Linked DNA regions of Mus musculus: region 1 is linked to region 2. Evidence: chromatin loops called from intact Hi-C (ENCODE). Cell type or tissue: left cerebral cortex. All regions are shown on one strand. Links, peaks and the distances in the headings refer to the core of each region. The heading gives the core; the rest is flanking DNA.

Region 1 (8,321 bases), core at 232-8,231, 380 kb before region 2:
AAGTAGCCCAGGCAGGCCTTCCACTGAGCAGTGTTGTCTTAGCCAGCTGAGTGGTAGGAGTATAGGTATGTGTCAATATACCAGGCTTATCCTTTACGTTGGGGTGAACCCAGAGCCTCTCACAAGCCAAGCCAAGTGTTTTTCTCACGAGTATCCCCACCTCTATTTGCTTCTTCTATGCTGTCCAAGTTAGGTTCAAACTTACGATTCTCCAAGTAACTGGGACTAGAGAGCTATATACCACTGTGTCCACATTTTGTTTGTTTTGTTTTGTTTTTTGAGACGGGGTTTCTCTGTGTAGCTCTGGCTGTCCTGGAACTCACTCTGTAGACCAGGATCTGCCTGCCTCTGCCTCCCAAGTGCTGGGATTAAAGGCTTGCACCACCCCTGCCTGGTTTCGTGTCCACATTAATATAATAAAATTAGTCATGAGATCTGTTGTTGTGGCTTTTTTTGTTTGTTTGTTTGTCCTTTTTGCTCTAAGTCCTCAAGTCTAGGGTGGGCTGGGTGTAATAGTGGTACAGACCCAGGATGCCAGGGCTCAGGAGATGACGCAGTGAAACCACCAGTTCAAGGCCAGGCTGGGCTACACAGGGAAACCTTGCTTCACGAACATGGTAAAACAGCAGCAGCAACAACCACCAAACCAAAACCAAACCAAAACCAACAATTCCAGTGTGTGTTTGTGCTACAACGTAATTGCGGCACGGATCAGCTGTATTCAAGGGCTCAGTGGCTTCCCAGGTTCCTGGTTCACAGCGTAGATAGTTTGTGAATCCTCCTGTCATGGTCCAGTTACCCAGACCATCAGAATTCATCTCTGGAGCTGAGAGTGTGCATCTGTGGTGGATAGAGTGCTTGCCTAGCATGTAAGAAACCCCAGCTTTGACTCCCAGCATCTTATATACGGTGGTACATGTTTGCAATCTCCGAATTCCAGAGGTCAGGCTGGTGAATCAAAAAACTCAAGGTATATTATATGAGACCAGAGACTCCTTGGACTACAAGTGGAACTTTCTGTGGTCCAGCTGGATGGACCACAGCTCTGGGAAGGACCCTGGTTGCCGCCGAGTTTAACTTTTATTAAGGAGCAGCAGAGGAGACTAACAGTAAGATGGCCCATATTTCCATGTACAAACGGAAGCCGGGCATTTGTGCTCAGATAGAATTTGCTCTCTCTTCTCTTCTTTCTTCTGTCCCGAGCAGACGCTCAATTAAAATGAAGTAAAAAGCCCAAGCACAAGTGTATGTTGGAGGGAGCACTCCCTGCATGGCCCGTAGGTGCACCTCACTCTGTCACATTGGTTACATAAGGTGAACAGCAGCCTACATGTTCGCCTTTTCGTGTGTGCGCCCGCACCCCCATCTCAACCAGGGGCATCACTCGGGCTTTCCCTGGGTCTGAAATAGTGAGGCATGGAGTGGCAGAGAACACTTTTCCCATCCGACGAGGAGGGCTGGTTAGTGGGTGTTATCCTCTGAGTGCTCTTCTTCCTTAGCACAGCCTCAGGAAAAACCAGTTTTGGAAGCACCACACCTTGGGTCAGATGATGCAACGTGATATTAGCGTCGGGTTGCATCAGCGGTTCTGACGCATGTGCCTTTTACGCCGGCAGAAAGCCGTATAATGGGGCAGGAGAAAGAGAGAGAGACTCGCTGCCTAAAAACCTTTTAAAGGCACCCTCAGCGTTTCTAATTGGCCACACAGGGTGTTGTCGGGAGGATAACCGCCCAACCAGCCACCACCCCCGGACAAGCTCCGGCGTGCCATTTCCTGAAACCCGGACCTGACGGCACACTTAGGCAGAATTCTTTTCTAGTTGGTTCTAATGTTTTATATCAAAGCATCACGGCTTAATCTCTTCAATCTTTTCGAATGCCAGGTCTATTAAGAGGCTTTCAGACGGTGCTTCTAATATCCCTGAAACGCACCAGTTGGTGCTCATTTTCTGAGTTGTTTTACATAAGTGCTTCCACCCAGGCTGGTGACTTTGATCAAATAACTTAGATTTGGTTCTCCAGGATTCTCCGCCTGCCTTCAAACGTTTGGTCCTGTGCACCCTCCCCCCGCCCCCATCCCGCTTCTTGATGTAATTAAGAACGAACTGCAAAGACCCTAGAAACTCTCTCTAGTCAACCAAGGAAGTTGCCAAAAAAGAAACTTTCAGTGTTAACTCGGGCGCTCGAGAGAGAGAGAGAGAAGTAGGAGGATCAGGTTCAATGTCAGCCTGGGCTACACGGTCAGTTTCAGGCCAGCCTGGGCTACATGAGACGGAAACAAAACCCCAAAGAAAAACATTTGTCAGAAGAGAAAGTGACACTGAGATGCAAACCTTCCCCTAGTTCCAACCAAGCCGATCGTGCACGTGGCTTGTCGGGTCCTGTGAGGGGGGCCCTGTCGACTCCTCAGCCTTGACCCCAGCACCTCTGGCCACTTCTCTTCCCGGATTCCTAGACCCTGCACTGTCCCACGGGGTAGGGGAAAGGTTTCCTCTCCCACTTCTGCCAGGTCAGATTCTTTACAATTTTAAAACTCAGCTCTCCCAGGGAACGCCTTCCTTGATCCTGGAACCCGGTAAGTACCATGCTTTCAGTAATTTCTTAATCTTTCCTCTTACTTCGCCTTCCAACTGGGCAGAGATCTTGTTCTCCAGGTCTGTATTCTAAGCTTCTAGCACCTTTGCATCTAGTCTTGCTTGTACTGAGGCGCGGTAAATACGTTTTTAAAATGAAGAAAATTCCCATCACAAGTACTTTCAAGTCCACCTATGCTAATTACTAATTTCATAGTACGTCCCCCAGCTAATTACTAATTTCATACTACACCAAACCTTTATGTAACTTGATCATTCTAACAGCACCCGGCTGCACACTCTGGACGCATCCACGACGTATCAAATCTACCCTGAGTCTGCACAGGAGAAAGTTACTCAAATTGTGTTCATTTTTCATTCCCATCACTCAATTAGGGCACGTCCCTCGCTGGCTGCTGCGTGAGCAAAGCAACTATTTTCCAGCGAGTGTCCTCAGGTGACCTGTCTAGACGCTCAGGGGGAAAAAACAAGAGAATCTGACACTCTCCCGAGCCCCGAAGACGCCTTGTGACGCGCAGGCCGCGCTGCGTGCAAGGGCGTGCGGAGCGCGCAAGCGGCGGGGCCCAGCGGGGCCTGCGGCGTGGCGCCGGGCGTCCGGGACGCAGGCTCGGGTGGGCGGCCCGGCTGGGCGGTGGGGTCCTCCGGCCGGTAGGGGGCGCGCGCACCCGGGGCCCCTCGCCGCCCGCCGCGCGCGCGCTCGCTTGCCGCCCGGCCGCACATGTGTTTCTGTTTTGTGTTGTAGCATTTGTTCTGGAAGCTCGTATTTACATTTTAAGTGTATCTGGTGAGTGGGCTGGAGCCCTCGTCCCGGCCGGGGAGAGAAGAAGCCTTCGACCCCGTCTTTCAGTCGCTTCCCTCCTCGTTTCTCATCACTCCAACCAGGTAGGGGCTGGAAACCGTCTGGGACCAGTTTGCAGGGTCTGGGAAAGTTTTTTTTTTTTCCTCTTTTTTTTTCTCCTCTCCCTCCCCCTTCCCCCCCGAGAAAGGTTAAAAAAAAAAAAAAAGACGCTGGGGAAGGGGGGGTTGGGGGACGGAATGAATAAGAAGGGGAAGGAAGGCGGATCCACGTGGTTTAATCGGAGACAGACAGAGATCCCATTGTTCAAAATCAATAAAAAAAAAAAAAAAAAAAAAAAGCAGACGGGGCGAGCGCCGGGCCGCGGGGGCCGGGCTGGGGCCCCACGAAAGTTCCTCTTTTCGCGCGTGCTCGCAGGTGCTTGGGGCCCGGCCGGGGTACAGGGGGGGGTCCCCGCGTGGCGCGCGGCGTGGGGAGGGGCGAGGGAGCAGCAGGTGGGGCGGCCCACGCCGCGCCGCGCGTCCCCTCCCCCGCCCCGCAGCCCGCCCCGTGTGCATTGTGCGCCCCGTGTGTCTCCCGCAGCCCGGCGACCATGCCCAGGAAGAAGGGGGCGGCCTGGGAGGAGCCGAGTTCGGGCAACGGCACGGCGCGCGCGGGGCCCCGGCGACGCGGCGGCCCCGCGGGCAGGAAGCGCGAGCGGCCCGAGCGCTGCAGCAGCAGCAGCGGCGGCGGCAGCAGCGGCGACGAGGACGGCCCGGAGCTGGACGGGGCCCCCGGCGGCGGCAAGCGCACAGCCAGGCCGGCGACGGCGGGCAAGGCGGCCGGCGCGGCCGCGATCATCACGGAGCCCGAGCACACGAAGGAGCGCGTCGTGAGTGGGGCGGGGGCGGTTGGCGGTTTTGGGGGGGAGGGGCGCCGTGGGGTCACGCCCCGCCCCTCCCCCACGCCGCGCGGGGGAACTCCGGGGAGCCAGTCCCGGGCCGGGGGAGGGGGGGGACCGGGTGTGCGCGGCCACGCGGGGGCTGTCAGTCCCTCCTTCCCCCCCGTGCGTCCACCCCCCTCCTCCCCCCCACCCCCGCGTCTCTTCCTCCCCCCGAGGGGGGAGGGCAGTCCGCGGGGAGCAGCCGGCTCGCGCCGGGGCTTTGAGGTTCCCGCCGCTGCGGCTCGGGCGCCCCGGGGGGGCGGGGCCTGGCGCGCGGCGCGCATGCTCCGTGTTAGCCCGGCGCGGTCGGCCCGGCCGGTGCGCGCGGGGCATGGTGGGGGCCCGCGCGGCGCGGCCGTGAGCGCGCATGCTCCTCGGAGGCCCTCCCCACCCCGGGGCTCCCCTCCCACCCGCGACCCCCCGCGGAGCGGCGCTGGGCTTTGTCTGCCTCGGGTCCTCGCGGCGTGGGGGCCAGTGGGGTCGGTGCTCCCCTGAGGCTCCGGTCTGGGCCGTGGAACTTGAGCTTTCGCGGGGGCGGGGGTGGTGGTGGAGAGGAAGCCCCGCAGAGCCGGGCCCAGGGTCCGCTTGAGTCTCCGCCAGAACTTTGTAAAAGCAAGTTTTCGGTGATACACCCCTCTACCCCCTCCGCCTCTGTGTCCCGGAGATCACGTTCTCTGTTAACTCTAAGAAAGAGATGGAGCTTGACCCTCGGGAGAGTGTTGCCCATGTTCCCAAGGGTGTTCTGCAAAAGGTGGCAAGGGCACACTAAGAGGGGTAGAAGAGTCCTAACCATCTTGCAGTAGAAGAAAGGTTCCCGCTAGGCATGCAGAGGGGCCCTGCATGAGGTAGGCTCGCCAGGTAGACCGGTCTTAGCCAGAGTATTGGAAGGGTAACTCACAAGCTGCTCTATTTATTGCCTAGTGGGTTTGGACAAGGCTAAGAAGTTGGGCATGATAGGGTCTTTTCTCTGCTGCATCGGGTTGTCCTGAAGTTTAGGAAAGCCATGTGGAGTTGGATTATTTTGTGAGTAGGAAAAAAAAAATCAGTAAGACAATGACTGCTCGTAGGGGTGGCAGAGGGAAGGCATTTATTGTGGATTAAACAGAGACACAGGCAGGGACATCAGAGAAGTCTGACCCTTGGGGGGAGTGAGGATAGGAACCAGGTGCAGGAGCCGCCCGAGTAAAAGAGGGGACCAAAATGGTCGGGTTATATAGAGAAGAGTAGGTAGGGGGAGAGGGTAGCTTAGCCTGTGGGCTGGATTAAGTTTAGGGTAAGGGGCGGGGGTATATCTGCCTGGAGTGTCCGGTAACAGGTACTGTGAGGGATGCCGGGAGATCCTAGTTACCAGTTCTGCTTTGATATGTTAAATAGTCCCCTCCGCTCTTTGTCCTGGTTTTGAGACTTCTGCCAGGGCCTGGTGAGTTCCAGGGTCTGCAGGCTGTTAACCCTCTCAGGGATGCACGTGAGTGGAGTGGAGGAGGGGCTCAGAGGCCTCTATCTCCAAGGGTCTTGTATCAGAATTGGCACCTTGTGTGCTATGAGGAGATGCCATGTCTGAGAGGAGGCAGTCCCCTGTAGTTTGTGCTTGTTCTGTGTGTACAGCTAACTTCCCATATCTGTGTAGAACCGGAGCTTAAAAAGGGCTTTGTGTCCATCCCCTTAAAGCTAGGGGGACTATCACTGTAGAACCGACCCCTCAGTGGTCAGTTAGGGGGTGGTTGGATAAGTGAACCCAGGGGCCTCTGGGGACTTAACTTTCTCGCTGTTACACCTGGGAAGTGTGTGCTTCCAGCTTCTGCCCCTGTTAGGGTCAGGTTGAGTTTGGTTCAAGGTCAAGAACACAGCCTTGCAGCCTAGGCTGGCAGACTGCCCAGTGTCTCTGGCCTAAGGGCTGTGGTCTCCCTCTGCTAGGCAGACACAGGACTGTCTCTGCAGTCGGCCACTATCCTGGATATTTCAGAAAGCTACTTAACTCGGCAGAGACCAGCCTCTCCCCTGAGGGAGGCTCCTCTGCCAGTGTCTGGGCCTCCTGCCTTCACTTTTCCCTTACCTTGAACTTGAAGTTGTCTTGGGCTTGGGAAGATGAGCCATGTGTTCTGTTGAGTTGTCCTGCTAGAGTTAGGTGGGTTAGGAAAATCAAACAGTAGTCCTTAAGAGTCGATGTGTGGAAAACGAGCCTTCAGTCTTGTCCTATGATATTCAAGGACCTGAGGCTCAGGCGCAGGCATCCAGCTCTGTGTGTTAAATCGGGGTTGCTAGGGTTTCACGGACCCTGCAACATAGTGTTGGTTCTTAGTGCAGTGGGAGGAGGGTTGGTAGGGATGGTTGTTGCCAGCCTCTTGCTCCCTGGTTCTCCTAGTCCCTGAGCATCAGTCTCCTAAATGGATGTGTTTAAAGGTGGACTCTCGGCCTCACTCAGGGAGTGTATGTACTTGGGTGGTAAGTCAGAAACTGCGGTGGCCAGGAAGCCCCCGTTTGCTGATTGGAGACACTTGGTGCATTTTCTGCCTTGGCCACTCATCTGCATTCAGGTCACATTCAGGTGACCTGTCCTGGAGAGGTAGCTAGGTGAGGTTGAGTTCACCCGACCTGGACTGTTGGTTGGGGTACAAGTGTAGGCTGTCAGACAGATGCAGTCATGTCCAGGCTGAGTTAGCCCCGGAGAGCAGGAAGACCTCTGCTTGCTTTTTCCCCTCCCTCCCTCCCTCCACCTGTCCATTCCTCCGTCCTTTTGATGCTGGGGACTGAACCCAGGGCTAAGCACAAGCTCTTGCACTGAGCCCCCATTTGTTCACTGGGATGGCCTCTCCCCCCATTAAGGCCAGCAGGCTTATGGGATATGTTGTTGATAGTCTGTGGATGAGGGGTTTGTTTGGACAGGGGCTTGACTGAAAGTGAGTTGAATCGCACTAATTAAAACTTTGTATTCCATAAGGAGGGGAGAGTAAGTAAGCTGTAGAGGGGTGAACAGTTGAGTTAATAGCAAACGGGGTGTAGGTGCTCGCAGTGGATACGGTGAGCTGTGAGAATGGGGTTTGTGATGGAGAAGCTGGGGCCAGGGTAGCAGTTAGTGTTCTTGGGAAGCCAGGCAAGGTTGTCCACAGGTCTCTTTTTCCGAAGGGTGGGACTTTCGAGTCCCTGTCTATCAGCCATCGCGAGTTTGAGGAGCCACAGGGATGGCAGTGGATATTGGCTACCAGCATTCTGCACCCTGCATCCTGCCCAAGCCCGTGGCCTGGTGGCGCTCTGGGATCGGAGTGACCACATCTCGGTGTTGGTGAAGGTCGAGCTTGGGAACCTCCCAGCTTCTCTCCCCTCAGAACCTGCTAGCGCAGCGCTGTTGGGCCTGGGCTTGTGCTGGTTTTGAGGCCTCTCCCCTATGTTTCTGGGGCCCCTTCAAAGTGCAGACCTGAAGAGTAGAGTGAATGTATGTGTCCGTGCACAAGTAAGTGTTGGCCCTACTGCGGGCCCAGTGCCATGGGCTGAGCCTGGTAGGATATTCCAGCCCCACCTGCCCTTCAACAAAGGAGAAGGAAGGGAAAGTAGGCTTCCATCCCGTTCAGGTAACTTGAGTCTGGCCCCACACCCCACAGGAGGTCTGAATAATTGAACTGGGTGGCTACTCCATCCTTGTGAGGCCTGGGTTGGCCAGGCAGGTCCTGAAGCTTGATCCTGGCCTCTGCCTTTTGGACCTGACTGGAAGTAGGGGACACCGGGGAGATCAGGTCCCACCCCACCCCCACCCCCCCAAAAAAGTGTGCCTGCTGGGGACTTGTAGGATGCATTGGGTGTGTTGGGACAGCCAGCCAGGGGCCATTGTGGGGTGGAAACTATTGGAGCTGCGGCCACTGTTCAGGGGCAGGCGCACAGATTGAGCCTAGCAGCCCGTTTATTTATCTGCTTTTATTTATCATGTGTTTGCTTACTGTTCTGGGGATGGAACCTAAGCTTACTCTGCCCAGGCTAGACCTAATTAGCCCACAGTGTGCTTTTCATTTAGCATACT
Region 2 (8,321 bases), core at 83-8,082:
GTAACGGCAGGCTAGGGCTGCCACCCCCCAGGCTCAGCAATTTATCTATTTGTGGCTGGCTCTAAGCCTGAGGGTGATGGGCCATCACAGATATGTCACACCCAGAAAGGCCTAACACCAAGGAAGGACTGTAAGAGGAGCCAGTAGGCCCTGCAGAAAGCAGAGTGTCTAAAATACAGTAGCTTAGTTTAGTTTCAGAGACCAGGCAGACAGCGAAGACCACAGAGCCAGGAGCTTTTTGTTGTTGTTGTTTTTGGTGTTTTCAAGACAGGGTTTCTCTGTGTAGCCCTGACTGTCCTGGAACTCACTTTGTAGACCAGGCTGACCTCGAACTCAGAAATCCACCTGCCTCTGCCTCCCAAGTGCTGGGATTAAAGGCATGTGCCACCACTGCCTGGCTTGAGCCAGGAGCTTTTATGCTGGGCTTCACACTCAAAGATACGCTAACAACAATGCCCTCTGTGTTGGATCAAACACACCCTTGTTTTGTTGCGTGAGAAAGGGTCTTCCCATGTTCTGGGATTATAAGCACGGCACGTCAGCACTTGGATGCACCCAGAGGCCTTCATCTTGCAGTAATGGTCCTGCCATGGCTCTGAACAGCCTGGCTTGGCCAGAGCAGTCTCTCTCATCCACGGGGGGGGGGGGGGGGGGGGGAGGCAGCTCAGACATCTTAGCCTAACTCGTGTCCTGAGCCTTTACCAGAGGTCCTGTCCTCCAGCTTGATGTAGGCCACCTTCCCTTTCGCAGTGATCCGCAGCCGGCCACTCCACGATGGCTGGTCCAGTTGCCATTCTGAGGCCCTAGGAGGACAAAAGACACTGAGCCTCCTACTCCATGCCTCCCATGCCGAGAAAGAGAATGGGGAGAGGCTGCCTGCTCAAGGGTGCAATATCGGCAAACCTCCATCCCCGCAGGCCACACAGCCTCTGCTGGTCAACTGGACTATTCTGATGCTGTGCCACATGCAGGGGCTGGTGAGAGGGCTGGGCAGGGAAAGGAACCACAGCCCAGCCACTCACCTGCTTCCCATCCCTGAAACTCCACAGGGCAGGAGAGAACCAGCTCCCACCAACTGTCCACCGAAGGCCACTCACACAACAGCACACGTGCACAGACCACAAACTTACACCAGCTCGCAGATACACACCAACAAATGTGGTTTAAACCGTTCTCTTCTGAAATGGGGTCTCAATGTGTAGCCCTGGTTGGCACGGAACTCCCTCTGTAGACCAGACTGACTTTAAACTCACAGAGATCCACCTGCCACTGCTTCCTGAGTGCTGGGATTAAAGGTGTGTGGCATCATGGGAAGAGACAAGTCCCCACATTGTCTTCTGACCGCCACATAGATGTGACAGCAGTGTGCCCACACAAACACACTACACACAGATGTGACAGCAATGTACCCAGACACAGTACACATCTATGTAACAGTAATGTGTCCACACAGATAAACACAATAAATAAGTAAATAAACTTAAAAAAAGAAAGTCCTGGCTGGGCGTGGTGGCGCATGCCTTTAATCCCAGTACTTGGGAGGCAGAGGCAGGTGGATTTCTGAGTTTGAGGCCAGCCTGGTCTACAAAGTGAGCTCCAGGACAGCCAGAGCTATACAGAGAAACCCTGTCTCGAAAAACCAAACAAACAAACAGAAAACAACAACAACAAAAAAGTCCTTATTACAGGGCTGGAAAGATGGCTTAGGAGTTAAGAACATTGGCTACTCTATCTGAGGACCTGAGTTCGATTCCCAACATCCACTTAGCAGATAACAAGGGTCTGTAACTTGAGTCCTGTGATACACGCAGACAAAACATCCATACATATACAAAAAGTAAATGTAAAAATGAAAACTGTAATAGCTATTCTTGGCAAGGCTGTCCCTCAGGAAGTCCTCAGAATCCGAAGCTCGTAACTGTTCCGTTATGAAACAGTCTTCAAAATCTCCAGTCATTTCAAGTTGTCCAAAATATTATTCTTAGCCTGTGGCCATTCAAAACTGCAGGCAGTTGGAGCGTGCTGGCATTCAAAACGCCCACACGCAGCCGCTGTTGCTGGCCCCTATTCTAAAGACCACAGACCTTCACCCAAGTGGGAATTCCTTCCCAGCTTCCTGTCCATAGAGGAAGCAGCTCCGGGCCTATTGTGTCTGTTAAGGCACTGTGATGCCAAGCTAGCGGGACCAACCGGCTGGGGGACCCTTGAGACCATGGAGGGAGTACAGAGGGACAGGATCTTTGGTAGAAAGAGTGTAAAAGTGCATGAGGGTCCGGGGGAGGAAAGAGCGGCTAGGAAGGATATTCTCGGCTGTATTCCAGGTAGGAGGGAACGAGGACCCTCGTCAATGCCTTCTTTGGCTCCTTTAGAAGGCAACAGTGTCGTCGTCAGCAGCAGCAGCAGCAGCAGAAGCAAAGAGAAACCCCTGAACAGCAAATGCCATGGGTACTTTCAGAAGGCTTTTCTGGGAAGTTCTAAGCAAAGCCACTGTCAGCTCTCTAGAACTCTAGCTGGCAGCTGTGGCAGATCCACATGAATGTACATCTTCAGCTAACAAGGCAGCAGGCTCAGTTTCTGTTCCTCTTCCTGGCGCCGCGGGCTTTAGATTCAGGCTAAGGAGAGCCCGAAAGGTTGAGTGTAGGGCGGGCAGCTTCCTCTGTATCAAACCAGCCTGGCTGGATACTTGGTGACCCCACCCTCCGGAGGATCAAGAGAAGCTAACCCTAGTCTACTGAACGAAGACCCAACAGATAGGGGTAGACTGCCAATCTCCGGTTTGATAACAAGAAAGGAAAGGGAGACAGCTGTGGAGATGATTCGGTGCAGATGAGCAAGCTTGAGGCCCCGAGTTTGGATCTCTAGCGCCTAAAAGCCAGGTCTGGCTCCAGCTACCTGTAGACCCTCCACTGTGTGGGGTGGGGCAGAGAAAGGAGTTTCACTGGGCTTGCTGAACACCTAGTCTAGATGAAAACAGCCAACCCCAGCTTCAGTTAGGGGCCACCTCAAGGGAACAACGGACATGAAAAAAGCAAGACACTGGCTGGAACTCCTGTGGCTTCTGCATGCACCCGCACCACACCCAGACACGCAAAAGCAAGCACAGGCAGCTGTAGCTTGCTGACCTCCATTCTTGTCATTTTAATATTATTTTAAAATCATCGCACCGACACAGTTAAGTGTTCTAAGATACCCATTCAGAAAATGTTATGAGCCTGTGTTACATAGCGCAAAGGGCAGATGGAGTTGGCCCTCCAACACATTTGTGGTACCCGACGACCTGTTTCCAAACAACTCAGACACCCATCGCCTTCGAGAGCCACCCAGCCTAAGTAGCAACACCCCACCACAGGGCACAGGACACACCACGTATTTTTCATCTTTTTCAGTTAGGGAAGGTGTCCAACTTTGTGTCTCCTCTCCTAGACTAGAGTCCTGGGTTCCCTTCCGGAGACACTCCGTGTGTTTACAGGCATTTGAGTTTATTTGCCTCAGGTGACGCTCACTCAAGACAAGGGCGGCGGTATCCTCCCAGCTGCAAGTATGTTGTGATCAGGGGTGAAACTGGGGTCAGGAGAGCCGGAGATAGGAACAGCGTCCCTGGGCTTCGTGGGACGGGTCCCCCAGATGGCCGGGTTCCCTCCCGTGCCCTCCCGGCGGGGATTTCCGCGGGTGGCAGGGTTTTCTGGGATCCCGTCACGACTGTCGGTTAGCGCTGTGACACGACCCGTAGACCCCGCCGAGGGAACCCACTGCGCTCTCGGGTCCCCAGGAGCTGGCTGCGACCGTTGCCGGCGTCCCGCTGACGGCTCAGGGCCAGCGACCCCTCCTAAGTCTGGCCCCGATTAAAGTAGCCACAGGGCTCCATCCTTTCCGCCCCTAAACCCGACAACCGGTCCTCGTCCCCCGCAGTGCATGCCGGGGCGGGGGACGGGAAGATTAAGCCAGGAACGGTCACCTGTAACCACGGTTGGTGGCCCGCGGCGGGATGCGGTAGACGTGGACCTCCGGCTTGACACACAGAACAGACTCGTACTCACTCTCCTCCATCTCTATCGCCCGAGCCCTCGGGACTTCCGGCTTCTCCCCGCCCCTTCAGGACCGGAAGTGATGCGACTCTATGACCAAGTTCTGTCTAGAGCGGAAGCTCCGGGGGACCCCCCGATCGCTCCCGAGTGCCCTCTGCCGGGCGCCTCAGATCAGACCGTGAAGCGATTGCTCTCTGCTGCTGTGGGACCTGAGAAGCTCGAGATGCCGCTGATCTGAGCCTAATCCCGAACCTGGTTGTAGTTCAAACTCTATACCCTAGACCAGGGTGGCTGATATGCAAGATACCCTGCAGCCCTGCCCTTCTGACGGAATGTCCTTGTCCCCGCCAATCCCAGAAGGTTCTCAGAGGCTTCTGGAGGAATCTCGCTCCACAACTTTTTATAACCTACTATGTGCGCAAGGCCCCAGTGGCTTAGCGCAACAGGAGTACAAATCAAAGTTGTGAACCAAAGTTCCTGGTTGTCTTTGCTGTGAAGAGACACTATGACCAAGGCAACACTTACAAAAAGAAATCCTTTCATTGGGGGCTTGCTTACAGTTTCAGAGGCTTAGTCCATGATTAGCATGCGGGAGAGCATGGCGGCATGCAGGCAGGCGTGATACCAGAGAAGCAGCTGAGAGCTGTACGTCATGATCCTGGTGGGGGTGGAAGGGCCACAGCACACAGGGATGGGGCGGGAGGAAGGGGAGCACGGACGACAGTGACCCGGGCCTGATACGGGCTTTTGGAAAACTCAAAGACCAAACCCCCATCACAGCTTTTCCAACGAGGACACACCTCCTAATCCTTCCACGAGGTTGATCACTTGTGAAAAGCTAGAATAAGGCAGATTGGGAGGCGAATTGATTTTGAGTTATCTTGACCCTCTAAATAGCCATTTATTGGCCACCTCTGTATGTGACCTAAGATCCTTGTGACTATTAGGTAAATCCTTTGGAAGGTACAAATGCCAGCTTTCACCAATAAAGGCTAAGAATGTCATCAGATAGCAAGTAAGGGCCATAAATGATGTTTCCCGGCTTTGCGGTGACTCACCTGCCTGAGGTCTCCACCAACGGTTTGAAAAATGCCTCGGTTTGATGTTTGTTTTGTTTTGTTGATTTTTTGGGTTTTTTGTTTTTGTTGGTTTTTTTTGAGACAGGGTTTCTCTGTGTAGCCCAGGCTGTCCTGGAACTCATTTTGTAGACCAGGCTGGCCTCAAACTCAGAAATCCACCTGCCTCTGCCTCCCGAGTGCTGGGATTAAAGGCGTGTGCCACCACGCCTGGCTCAGTTTTTTGGTTTTTCGAGACAGGATTTCTCTGTGCAGTCCTGGCTGTCCTGGAACTCACTCTGTAGACCAGGCTGGCCTCGAACTCCGAAATCTGCCCGCCTCTGCCTCCCAAATGCTGGGATTAAAGGTGTGCGACACCACGGCCGGGCTAATGCCTCGGTTTATAACTATTTTTTCATCACTGTGGTGGTCTGAATGGGAATGGCCCCCATAGGCTCATAATTTTGAATGCTTGGTCATTAGGAATTGGCACTACTTGAGAGGAACTAGGAGGTGTGGCCTTGGAGTGGGTGTGGCCTTTTGGAGGAAGTATATTATTGGGGGTGAGCTTTGAGGTTTCAAAAGTCAAAGCCAGTCCCAGTGCCTTTCTCTTCCTGCTGCCTGCAGATCCAGATGGAGAATGTTCAACTACTTCTCCAGCACCATGTCTGCCTGCGTGCTGCCATGCTTCCCGCCTTGATGATAATGGACTGAATCTCTGAAACTGTAAGCCAGCCTAATTACGTGCTCTCTCTTATAAAAGTTGCTGTGGCCATGGCGTCTGTTAACAGTAATAGATCACTGACTAAGATAGTCATTATGAAATTTTCATGAAATTGTTACCACACCTGGAACATGTATTCTGGTAACGTGAATCTGTGTTTCTGGGCCACAGTCATCCCTATGGCTCCAAAAAAAAAAAAAAAAGAGTTTCAGTTTTCCTTGAAGTGAGAGTTGTATTTTAGAGCCTACAAACTGAAGTTCAGTAAAATGAGTCATTTAAAAAGAAGTCCCCTGGGCTGGAGAGATGACTCAACGGTTAAGAGCACAGACTGCTCTTCCAGAGTTTCTGAGTTCAAATCCCAGCAACCACATGGTGGCTCACAACCATCCGTAATGAGATATGATGCCCTCTTCTGGTATCTGAAGACAGCTATAGTGTACCTATGTATAATAATAAATAAAAATCGAAAAAAAAGTTAAAAAAAAAAGAAGTCCCAGTTGGATATGGTAGAGCATGCTTGCAGTCCCAGTGTGGAGGATGTCGCAGAGGCAGGAGGATGGCTACAAGTTCGAAGCATCAGTTTTAGCAATGAGGGGACAAAGGTGAGACTCTGTACTGTCACCCTCAGCCATCCTTAGGTGTTCCCCTCATCTTTTAGGTACCTTAGCTCAACCTAAACCAGGATTTGTGGCTTCAACATTGAAAATAACTTCAGGACTGGCCAGTATAATGAAGTCAAGTTGGAAGTTGTATTAAAGACATTTTAAGATGTTGGAGCCGGGCGTGGTGGCTCACGCCTTTAATCCCAGCACTCGGGAGGCAGAGGCAGGTGGATTTCTGAGTTCGAGGCCAGCCTGGTCTACAGAGTGAGTTCCAGGACAGCCAGGGCTATACAGAGAAACCCTGTCTCGAAAAAACAAAAACAAAAAAAAAACCAAACAAACAAACAAAAAAAGATGTTGGGCAGTGATGGCGCACGCCTTTAATCCCACCACTCAGGAGGCAGGGGCAGGTGAATCTCCAAACCTAATATAGGCTTAAGGACAAGGAATAGGAAAAAAGAGAGGCACTGAGAAAAGTGAGCGCCAGGCAAGGGCATGAATGTGGGTGTAAATAAAAGCTGCAGAAAATTAAGACATACCCAATACCCAAGGGTATATGGCCCCCCAAGGGAGAGTCAAAAGTAACGGTCTTAGCATTAGCCAAATGTTTCATTCTGCTCTCTCTCAAGTTATATCTTAAAAGGTTACTTAACAATGCTTTCTCTTTTTAAAAAAATATTTTATGTGTACAGGTGTTCTCTTGCACGTGTGTCTGTGTACCTCACGTGTTCCATGGAGGCCAGAATATTGGACATCTGAACCTAGACTTATGGATGACTATGAGTAGCCATGTGGTTCTGGGAATTGAATTTGGGCTCCCAAAGCAGCAAGTCTGGGGAGTGGAGAGATGGCTCAGCAGCTTGGACATAGACAAGACACGAAGCCAGGACTCACTGTGATTCCACAAAAAGGTTTCAGAACACATGATCACATTGTGAACCCCAAAATTGTAGACTGGGGAAAAAAAAAAACACCTGTTTCTTGTGGTGGTGCGGCTCAGCCCGAGCACACACCTTTAATCCAAGAGCGCTCTGTAAACAGGGTTAAATAAAATCAATCATAGCTCAAGAGGCAGAGCAGGCATCAGCTGACAGGAAGTGAACCCAAGAAAACACAGGCAGTAGAAAGGAGAGCCTCAGACTTGAAGGTATTTAAGGTGGTGGGAGAAGAACAAGCTTTTTCCTTCTGGGTTGTAAGTCCAGTAGGAAGCTCGGCTGGGTGCTTTCTCTGCTTCTGTTATTTTTTGTTTTGTATTAAAGATTTATTTTTATTATATGTAAGTACACTGTAGCTGTCTTCAGACACACCAGAAGAAGGAATCAGGTCTTGTTACAGCTGGTTGTAAGCCACCGTGTGGTTGCTGGGATTTGAACTTAGGACCTCAGGAAGAGCAGTCAGTGCTCTTAACCTCTGAGCCATCTCTCCAGCACCCTTATTATTGTTTTTTTAAACAACAAAAAGGTGTTGTACACATCCTTTTCCTATAAATGGGGGTTTCTGGTGAGAGACCTAGAAAATTGGGTCCTTTAGAGCTGGGTGGGGGTTCAAGGCCTCAGCCATTGGTAGTTGTGCTAGAATTCTTGTTTCTCTGCTAGTGAGAGGACTCAGCTGGATTCCGAGTTCATTTCTTTTCTTCATGACCTCCTTTCTATCCTGCCTCAGCCTTGTCAACATAGGAAGTTCAAGGACAGGCAGGGGCTACAAGCAAGACCCTGTTTCAAAGAAACAAAACAGAAAAAGAACTCCCAGTGTGACCTGATCTTGTCTGTTTTTCTTTCGGTTTGGGGTAGGGTTGAGGCAGGGTCTCAAGTGTCTCAGGATAGCCTTGAACACCTGATCCTCCTGTCCCCGAGTGTAGCACTTCCGGCTTTAAGGTGGATTCCCCATACAGTAAGGAGCATGGTGTTAAATTCCA

The links. Peaks named below come from ENCODE experiments on the same cell type or tissue, not always from the same donor. Only the 100,000 strongest peaks of a DNase experiment are listed, where the experiment ranks them.
Region 1: it touches region 2 in a loop (2.4-fold over the local background); 2 of 42 quality-filtered maps call a loop at or near these places.

What each region holds. Positions count from the first base shown.
Region 1 is chr4:140,698,175-140,706,495 of GRCm38, forward strand. It overlaps Rcc2 (regulator of chromosome condensation 2), which reads left to right and starts at 3,299. Exons shown (of 13, transcript NM_173867.5): 1 at 3,299-3,476; 2 at 3,973-4,261. The coding sequence starts at 3,983. In left cerebral cortex, for the core only: a CTCF peak has its summit at 3,258 (motif pointing right); DNase peaks (open chromatin) are centred at 1,589, 2,688, 3,200, 4,042 and 1 more place; H3K4me3 peaks cover 4,076 bases; H3K27ac peaks cover 3,425 bases.
Region 2 is chr4:141,074,258-141,082,578 of GRCm38, forward strand. It overlaps Necap2 (NECAP endocytosis associated 2), which reads right to left and starts at 4,100. Exons shown (of 8, transcript NM_025383.4): 1 at 3,956-4,100; 2 at 703-803. The coding sequence starts at 4,047. In left cerebral cortex, for the core only: a CTCF peak has its summit at 4,182 (motif pointing left); DNase peaks (open chromatin) are centred at 2,102, 2,585, 3,652 and 4,129; H3K4me3 peaks cover 2,453 bases; H3K27ac peaks cover 1,642 bases.